Regions from separate parts of the Homo sapiens genome. Here regions 1 and 2 are each linked to region 3. A link is a contact called in ENCODE Hi-C or POLR2A ChIA-PET data. All regions are on one chromosome and are shown on one strand. Each heading gives the region's core, a stretch centred on a gene start or an enhancer-like site at or near the end of the contact. The rest is flanking DNA. Distances are from core to core; before and after follow the strand shown. Region 1 overlaps SRPK2 (SRSF protein kinase 2). Region 2 overlaps KMT2E (lysine methyltransferase 2E (inactive)). Region 3 overlaps PUS7 (pseudouridine synthase 7).

Evidence for each region. Hi-C counts contacts between places; a loop is a spot of excess contacts on that map. ChIA-PET counts read pairs that join two places held with the same protein, here RNA polymerase II (POLR2A). Pooled maps may share reads with other maps.
Region 1: a loop to region 3 is called in a pooled map, with 2.4 times the contacts of the local background. The contact joins two enhancer-like sites. A Hi-C loop is called at or near these places in 2 of 50 pooled maps. POLR2A ChIA-PET finds 5 or more read pairs at or near these places in 3 of 52 experiments (PC-9, WTC11 and activated CD4-positive, alpha-beta T cell).
Region 2: a loop to region 3 is called in a pooled map, with 2.5 times the contacts of the local background. The contact joins two enhancer-like sites. A Hi-C loop is called at or near these places in 3 of 50 pooled maps. POLR2A ChIA-PET finds 5 or more read pairs at or near these places in 2 of 52 experiments (Caco-2 and activated CD4-positive, alpha-beta T cell).

Annotation. Positions count from the first base shown.
Region 1 is chr7:105,117,754-105,120,453 of GRCh38, forward strand. SRPK2 (SRSF protein kinase 2) reads right to left here. Exons shown (of 16, transcript NM_182692.3): 16 at 1-269. The coding sequence ends at 85. Among named protein-coding and RNA genes, the nearest start is that of KMT2E, 100 kb to the left of the region's middle. RefSeq lists a silencer at 1,348-1,397. Within about 2 kb of position 1,323, at least 2 of the 41 ENCODE cell types and tissues checked have a DNase peak (open chromatin) inside an H3K27ac peak, as active enhancers do.
Region 2 is chr7:105,097,941-105,100,640 of GRCh38, forward strand. All of the region lies in intron 15 of KMT2E (lysine methyltransferase 2E (inactive)), which reads left to right. Among named protein-coding and RNA genes, the nearest start is that of KMT2E, 85 kb to the left of the region's middle. Within about 2 kb of position 1,356, at least 2 of the 41 ENCODE cell types and tissues checked have a DNase peak (open chromatin) inside an H3K27ac peak, as active enhancers do.
Region 3 is chr7:105,486,680-105,489,379 of GRCh38, forward strand. All of the region lies in intron 7 of PUS7 (pseudouridine synthase 7), which reads right to left. Among named protein-coding and RNA genes, the nearest start is that of PUS7, 34 kb to the right of the region's middle. Within about 2 kb of position 1,357, at least 6 of the 41 ENCODE cell types and tissues checked have a DNase peak (open chromatin) inside an H3K27ac peak, as active enhancers do.

The DNA.
Region 1 (2,700 bases), core at 73-2,572, 370 kb before region 3:
TCCTGTTAAAGAATGAGAGTCACCGTTTAGGTCCAATGTACTGGGAACATTTGCTAGCTCAGAATGCAATATTGGTAGAATTTGCTAAGAATTCAACCAAGGATGCCGAAGGCATTCGCCAGCTGAGGCTCGTTTTTCTGGAACCATTTCTAACATCGGGATCAGGAAATCTGTAAACTGTGCAGCATCTTCATGGGGCCAGCCATACTTTTCCACAAGTACATCAAAGAGGCTCCAGGGCTTCAGCTTGGTGATGTGTCGCAGTTCTCCTACAGGGGAAAAAACAGGCCAATGTCAAGAAAGCTCCAAATCTGCATTCCCCATTGTTGGTCCAGTCAGGTTCTTTTCAGTGAAGCGGACAACCACCTGCTCAACACTTGTACAGCAACAACAAAGAACACCAGCTTTTCCCCACTAAGCAATAATCATTACATGTACATATGACCAAGGCATATTTCAAGTAAGCCTGGTGGATCTAAATAGAGGTTAATTAATAGTTCATTCACATTAGTTCTAAGCTTCTTTAAGTAAGTGGAGTGGGCTCAGTTTGCCCAGAGTGTTTTCTTTTCCAAAGGTTGAAGCAAGCCACTCTCATTTCAACCTGGGATCTTCCGTAAAATTTGCAAACTTGAGGCCAACCCAAATCAAACACCATTCATGTCTACGCATTTGTTGTAAGATCTAAGATCCTAGGACATTAATTTGTAAACCTTGAAGTTATACTTCACAAACTGTGCTAGCTGCAGTATGAAAAGTGTCGGTTACAGGCAGCTTTGGTTGACATAACAGAATGACTAACAAGCTAGTAAATGGCCTACGAGCTGTAATGGTCATTTCATAAGAGAAAAAAAAGGTTATTTTTAAGTCAAAACTGCAATAAAGGGCTGAGGGCAGTGGCTCACTCCTGCAATCCTAGCCGTTTGGGAGGCTGAGGCAGGAGGATCCCTTGAGCCCATGAGTTTCAGACCAGCCTGGGTAACATAGACCAGACCCTGTCTCTACTTAAAAAGAAAAAAAGTAGCTGGGCACGGTGGTACATCCCAGCTACTCAGGAGGCTGAGGCAGGAGCATTGCTTGAGTCCAGGAGGTCAAGGCTGCAGTGAGTCAAGGTCATGCCACTGCACTCCATCCTGGGACAGAGCAAGCGAAACCCTGTCTCCCCATAACCTTTTCAAAAAGGCAATAAACTGTCAAAAGCTCCAGATAATTTCACTGTGAATAACTCGTTTTCTCTGCCTGTTTGAAGTTTTCATAGGACATCCCACCCCTGCCCACAGACCTCCTTAGGTGCCCCTCAGTGCATCCTGAGCAGCTTCTGCAGAGGAAACACCCCCCTGTGCCCACACCTCAGAGCAGCCAGGTCTCGGTGGGGGGAGAGAGGCATTCAAGCACCTGCAGGGCACACTTCATGCAAGGACTGACTTCTCTCCCCTTTCAACTGCTTTAATTTAAACAAGGTACATTTTTTTCATGAGATGCATCAATAGATAATCAGTGCTCTGCTCACAAAGGTGTTCTCAGGAGGCTTGTTCTGTTTCACCCATTTATTCGAGTCAACTTGGAAAAGCCCTCCCGTTTAAAAACACAATGAAAAGGAAAGAGCATTACAGAAAAGTATAAGAACAAAAGGGGAAGTAGCCTACAATCCTACCCACAACTGCTCTTCTTTTGTGTCTATTGTGAAGAGTGTTCTTACACACTAGTATGTCTACAAAGTTGCAATCATGCTGTGCACAGGGTTCCGTATAAAGAATCTTTTAAGAGGGCTGCTTGCTAAAGGGGCTGAGATGTAAAATAAGCTTCTGTTTCCAATATGAGGACTGGAGCTAGAGTAAAGCATCGCATCCAGACTAGACATCAGGTCTGTGTTGATGAAGAAATGAACCTGTAATATTAGAGGCGGGAAAGGATCTCCTGTTGAAGGAAACACAGTCTCCATAAAAACAAAGTCTGAACAGAGACTGCAGGTTTATCCCTCTAAGCCTGAAATTCCGGCTCTAGGAATCCAGCCCAAGGAGATAAACCCTGGTTGCACCACCCCAAATTCATGCCTAATATATGCTGGCACAAAATTATATGTACTCGCAAAATTACGAAGAGCCAGTAATAGTAAAATGGTGGTTAAAAGAAAACCAAGGTAGATTCACTTAATAGTATTTAATATTACTTAACAACATGGGAGAAGATCATGGTACAACATTAGGCAGTAAAAGAACAGTCAAACTATGTCCTACAGATAATCACAAGATTATTAAAATGCTCATTAAGATGGAAATCAACTGAATCAAAACATCAGCTTTTGTTAGTAGGTTATTTCAATTTCCACATTTTCTGTAATATGACTATATTGATTTAGACTGTTGATCTCACCACAGCAACAGTTAAAGCAAACTAAGAAAGCTCACATGTGACTAAACCAAGTTCTCTGGGAAAGGGAGCGAACTTTTATGACATGAATCTATTCTATCTCAGAAAAAATACTCTCCAGGTTTGCAAATATAGGTAACTACAGAGAAGCACTGTGTGCTGAGAATAGTAAAGGAACCTATTTCTGAGGCGCCAGGTGTTAAACTAAGATCCATCAACAAGGCATCTTTTAAGTACAATCTTCCATGAAAAGAGAAGTTTTACCACTATAAATGCTTAACAGCTGCATAGTAACAGTGAGCAAAACAATATAATAGTGAAAGGCCATGAGAA
Region 2 (2,700 bases), core at 106-2,605, 390 kb before region 3:
ATGGGGTAGAGGAAATAACAAACGAGTATCAAAATAATAAAGAGTGCCATGAGTATAAATTCCATCATCACATGATAGAGGAAATGGAGACACCACACAAGCCATACGTGTTATTTTGGAATGATTTTTATTAGTAACAAATAATCTTACCCATCTTTTTAGATTTATAAGTTTATCTTTGTTATATAAAAGGGTAACAAGTTTTTTTGAGCAAGGAATCATTTAATTTCTCTATTTCAAGACCAAAGAAGAATAGGGTGATTTTGTAGGTGGGCTCTGGCTTTCCTTTTCCTATTTTTTTTTTTTTTTTTAGATAAAGACAGGGCCTCGCTCTGTTGCCCAAACTGGAGTGCAGTGGTATGACCAATAGCTTACTGCAGCCTCCAACTCCTGGACTCAAGCAATCCTCCTGCCTCAGTGTCTGGAGTAGCCAGAACTACAGGTGCATGCTACCATGTTCCACTAATTTTTTTGTTTGTTTCCTGAGACAGAGTCTTGCTTTGTCACCTGGCTGGAGTGCAGTGGCGCAATCTCAGCTTACTGCAACCTCCACCTCCCTGGTTTAAGTGATTCTCCTGCCTCAACCTCCTGAGTAGCTGGGACTACAGGCGCGTGCCACACCTGGCTAATTTTTGTTTTTTTAGTAAAGACAGGGTTTCACCATGTTGGCCAGGATGGTCTTGATCTCTTGACCTCATGATCCACCCTCCTCGGCCTCCCAAAGTGCTGGGATTACAGGCATAATAAACCACTGCGCCCAGCCTAAATTTTTTTGTGGAGATGGGAGTCTTGCTTTGTGATGGGGATATTATTAAGCAGACTGCTTATAGGAAATTACAATGCTTGGTATTTACTCTTGGAAAACCATAAACTAAGACATATGTCATAAAAACAATGTATAGATTTCATGGGAAATCTATCGAGTTTAGATTATATAGCACAGGTGTTAGGGGCTATGGAAAGTCTGCAGGGGTTAATTAGGAATCCTAATTTCTCTATCTCCAGAGTCAGCTCTAACTACCTCAAAGAATAAAACTTATTTTTCAGTTAGAGCTATAAAATGGGAGGCAAATTTTGTCTTTAAATAGGTACCATATACATGGCTGTGTCAAAGAATGTACTGTATGTAATGGTGACTAGAAAAGCTGAATGATGTATGACCTTTAAGAAATTAAAAATAAATGTAGAAAATCAGGCACGTTTATGTTCCAAAATATTTGTGTATTTTAAGATAAAGCTAGGTCTAAAGCTGTTAGGAAATGTTTAGTGCTTAAGCTTTATTCTTACCCAGCTGTAGTAATGTAGGAAGAGTTTTGCTTTATGTAGCGGCAGTAATTGGAAAGAAGAGTAATACAGAAACCAGGAAACCTGCATAACCTGCATAGTAATTATGGCTCTGCTTTTGAATGAGTCACTTAATACACATGGGCTTTGGTTTCTTCAGCAGTATTGGACCACATTATTTTTTAAGATCCTGATCAACTCTAGAAGATTATGAACCATCTCTAAATACAGGATTTTGCTCTGACTATAAATTAGCTGTAGTGTTTACAGGGGAGTTTGATTTTTTAATTGAATGTTTATATCATATAGTTTTATCTCTGACCAAAACAAGAAAATATTTCTTGTATCCCAAACAAGAAAATATTGGACTATGTCAGACTCTGTTGGCATAAATTCATATTTACCTTACAACACCCAGGATAATCATACTACAAAAAATATCTTCCTTGGGTGCCCACCTGTGGGTAGTTTTTTATTTTACACATACAATGATTTTTGCCAAGACAAGTTTGTTTCTTCTGGAAAAATGTACTTTCCCCAAATTTTTTATTTTAAATTTTTTGAAAAGAAATAACCATAGTAATTAATCCCTCCTCTCCAACCAGGTTCATCAGGTAAAGCGCAGTTTGGGAAAATGATCTTTTTAGTTACTCCAAATTTCTCCTCTTCTACATTCAGGGTTTTAGAGAAGCCCTGATAAAAACAGTTTTACAGAGAACCACAAGACAAAAAGGGGTAAAGGTAATTTAAAAGCCCAAAAATAAGGAATTTTGTAAGGAAAGAACTCAGCTGTAAAACTTTCAGTGCCAGTGAACAAGTAGAACCATCTTTTGCATGTGCTATTGTAGTGTTTGCCCGTCCCAGACTAGGAGAAGTGAGATACAGATACGTAATCCATGAACAAAGAACCTTACCTCTTTGGACCTCAGTTTCCTCAGAGTCATGTTTGCAATATGGAAATTTGCTGTAACAAATTAGAAACTTAGAAGTATTATTAGAGTACTTTTGTTGACATAGTATTTTGTTCCCTTGCTGAGTGTAACAACAACAACAAAAATACAGGAACAGGTAAACAGTAGTTTCCAAAGTGTAGGTATCTTGAGGCTTGAATCTCTGCTGGTAATTACTGGAACTAAAGCTCCAATATTGAGAAGACTGTGGCATCCAGACCTTGAGTTTCTGATCTTTCTTCCTCACATCGATGTGTAATAAAGGAGGAAAGACAAATGGATCTGAGCCTCAGGACCTGTGGTTCTTTTCATTTTAAGAACTGGACAGTTGATGGATGTGGTTCCTGGTTCTGGTTTAGAGCTGAAGCATCTGTCAAGGCTCTGGGTCTTACTCTTAATGTTCTCTTTGGATAGAGAACTGATGCTCAAAGGAACACTTGGCTGTTTCTCAGTCCCTGTCTTGAAT
Region 3 (2,700 bases), core at 107-2,606:
CCGGAGACTGCTTCCTGATGGTGCCACAGAAGTGCCTGATAGTTCTGTCCTTTTTTTTTTTAAGTTGAGATAAAGTTAACATAATATAAAATTCACAAGGCTGGGCATGGTGGCTCACGCCTGTAATCCCAGCACTTTGGGAGGCCAAAGTGGCTGAATTGCTTGAGATGAGGAGTTCGAGACCAGCCTGGCCATCCTGGTGAAACCCCGTGTCTACTAAAAATACAAAAATTGGCAGGGCATGGTGGTGCACACCTGTAATCCCAGCTACTCGGGAGGCTAAGGCAGGAGGATTACTTGAACCTCAGAGGCTGAGGTTGCAGTGAGCCGAGATTGTGCCACTTGTACTCCAGCCTGGATAACAGAACGAGACCCTGTATCAAAAAATAAAATAAAATAAATAAATATATATATACACATGTATAATTCACCATTTTAACTGTTATAAAGTGTACATGCCAGTGATTTTTAGTATATTCACAACAATGTGAAACCATCACCACTATATACTTCAAGAACGTTTCCATCACCTGAAAAAGAAACCCTGTACCTATTCAGCAGTCACTCCCGTTTCCTCTCCCTGCAGACCTCGGCAACCATTAATCTACTTTCTGCCTCTATAGATTTTCCTATTTCAGACACATCATATAAACAGAATCATACAATATCTGGCCTTGTGCGCCTGACTTCTTAGTGGAATGTTTTTAAGGTTTATCCATGTTTTAAGTATATATCAGTATTTTGTTTCATTCTTTTTTGTGGCCGAATAGTAGTATCAATTCTTGAATATACGATAGACATCCATCTCTAAATTCCACTGGCACAGCAAAAAGCAAGAACTATACTCAGTTCTGGTTGGTATGGGTGCTCCCTGAGAAATGGAATGAAGCTGACAATGTCTTCATGATACTATTCACAGTTTTAATTATGATGATCCCAGATCAAGGTCTTTGGTTGTAAATTTACAGCAAATTCAGTGAGTAACTAGGGAATATAAAAATCTTGCTTTTAAACATCAGGAACCAATTAAGCAACATGATGCACAGAAAACCTTAATTAACAAAGCCAGGGAAATACTGGCCCAAGTTCAGAAAGGAGACTGGCAGGAACAGGCAGGAAAAGAAACAAATCATTCTGAATGAGACTGTTCCTGCCTGAGACCCTGTTAAAATTACTAGGTGGCTTTAGAGTTTCATGAAGCTGAAAAGACGTGCTGCTTATCCCCAGGACCGATCAATCCAGCAGTCATTCAAATGCCTGTGTGGCAGAGTGGGTTTCTCCTGTTCACAAGTTCCCACGGGAAAGGCCAATCTGCCTGGCCCCATGTATCCATTAAACAAACTAAGGGTGTAGCCTGTATCCGTGAGATAAGTGCTGTGTGCTTTCAGAGGGCCAACATTTAGGTGTCTAACACAGTTTCTTACTAAGTCAACAGGAAGATGATAAAGGCAGCAAAAATCTGAGGACAGAGCAGTGTCCTGATGAAGTGTGACATCTGCTGGCTGACCAAGAAAAAAAAGAAATATTCTTGGTCTTCAACTATTCTAAGACTTCACATCAGAAAACGCAAAATAAAATAACAAGATGCCATTTTTTGACCCTCAAATTAGCAAATGACTCCCTGTCCCCATCATAACACCATGCTGAGGAAGATTCTAGGGAACCAGAATAAAGGTGGTAAATTGGTACCACTTTTTTGCAGGATAATTAGGCTTTGCTATTAAAAAAAAAGAGAGAGAGAATTTCTCTGTGTTTTGACCAGCAGATGGAAAGAAAAAAGACAAACCACATTAAAATGTCATATTCCCTTTAAGTCAGTAATTTCACTGCTAAGTTTATCTTAATGAAGTTATCACAGATGTGTGCCAAGATTTAGCTACAAATACGTCTGTCATGGACTGGGTTATAACAGCAAGAAACGAGAAACAATGTAACATTCAAAAATAGAGTAATAGTTTAAATTAGGATATATCCATACATTCAAACATATTTTGCTATATACCTACAGGAAATAAGGTACACCATCTATTGTTCAAAATAAGAATACATAAGTATTGCTGTTTAAAAAGGAAAAAAAGTCCCTCAAAAAATATATACCATGTTGTGAATAAGGTGATCTCGGAAGAAGTACAGTTATGGCAGGCCTTTCATTTTCTACCTAGTTCTTTCTGTGTTGAAAACAAAATAGGCAGAGCCCAGTGGCTCACGCCTGTAATCCCAGCACTTTGGGAGGCCAAGACGGGTGGATCACGAGGTCAGGAGATCGAGACCATCCTGGCTAACATGGTGAAACCCCATCTCTACTAAAAATACAAGAAATTAGCTGGGCATGGTGGCGGGCGCCTGTAGTCCCAGCTACTCAGGACGCTGAGGCAGGAGAATGGCGTGAACCCAGGAGGCGGAGCTTGCAGTGAGGTGAGATCCCACTACTGCACTCCAGCGTGGGCAACAGAGCGAAACTCCATCTCAAAAAAAAAAAAAAAAAAAAAGAAAGAAAGAAAAGAAAAAGAAACAAAATAAACTGACTTTTTTTTTTTAATCAGAAACAAAATTCACAGAGCCAGCTAGAAATCACAGGAGGTGACTAGGTATTTTAGATACCAAAAACAAGGCAAAAACCTTCTGTTGTGACCTCTATCCACAGAGGATGAGAAAGCCTGAGCCTTCAAACCCCTGTCCCCCTACCCCCATTCTTCTGAG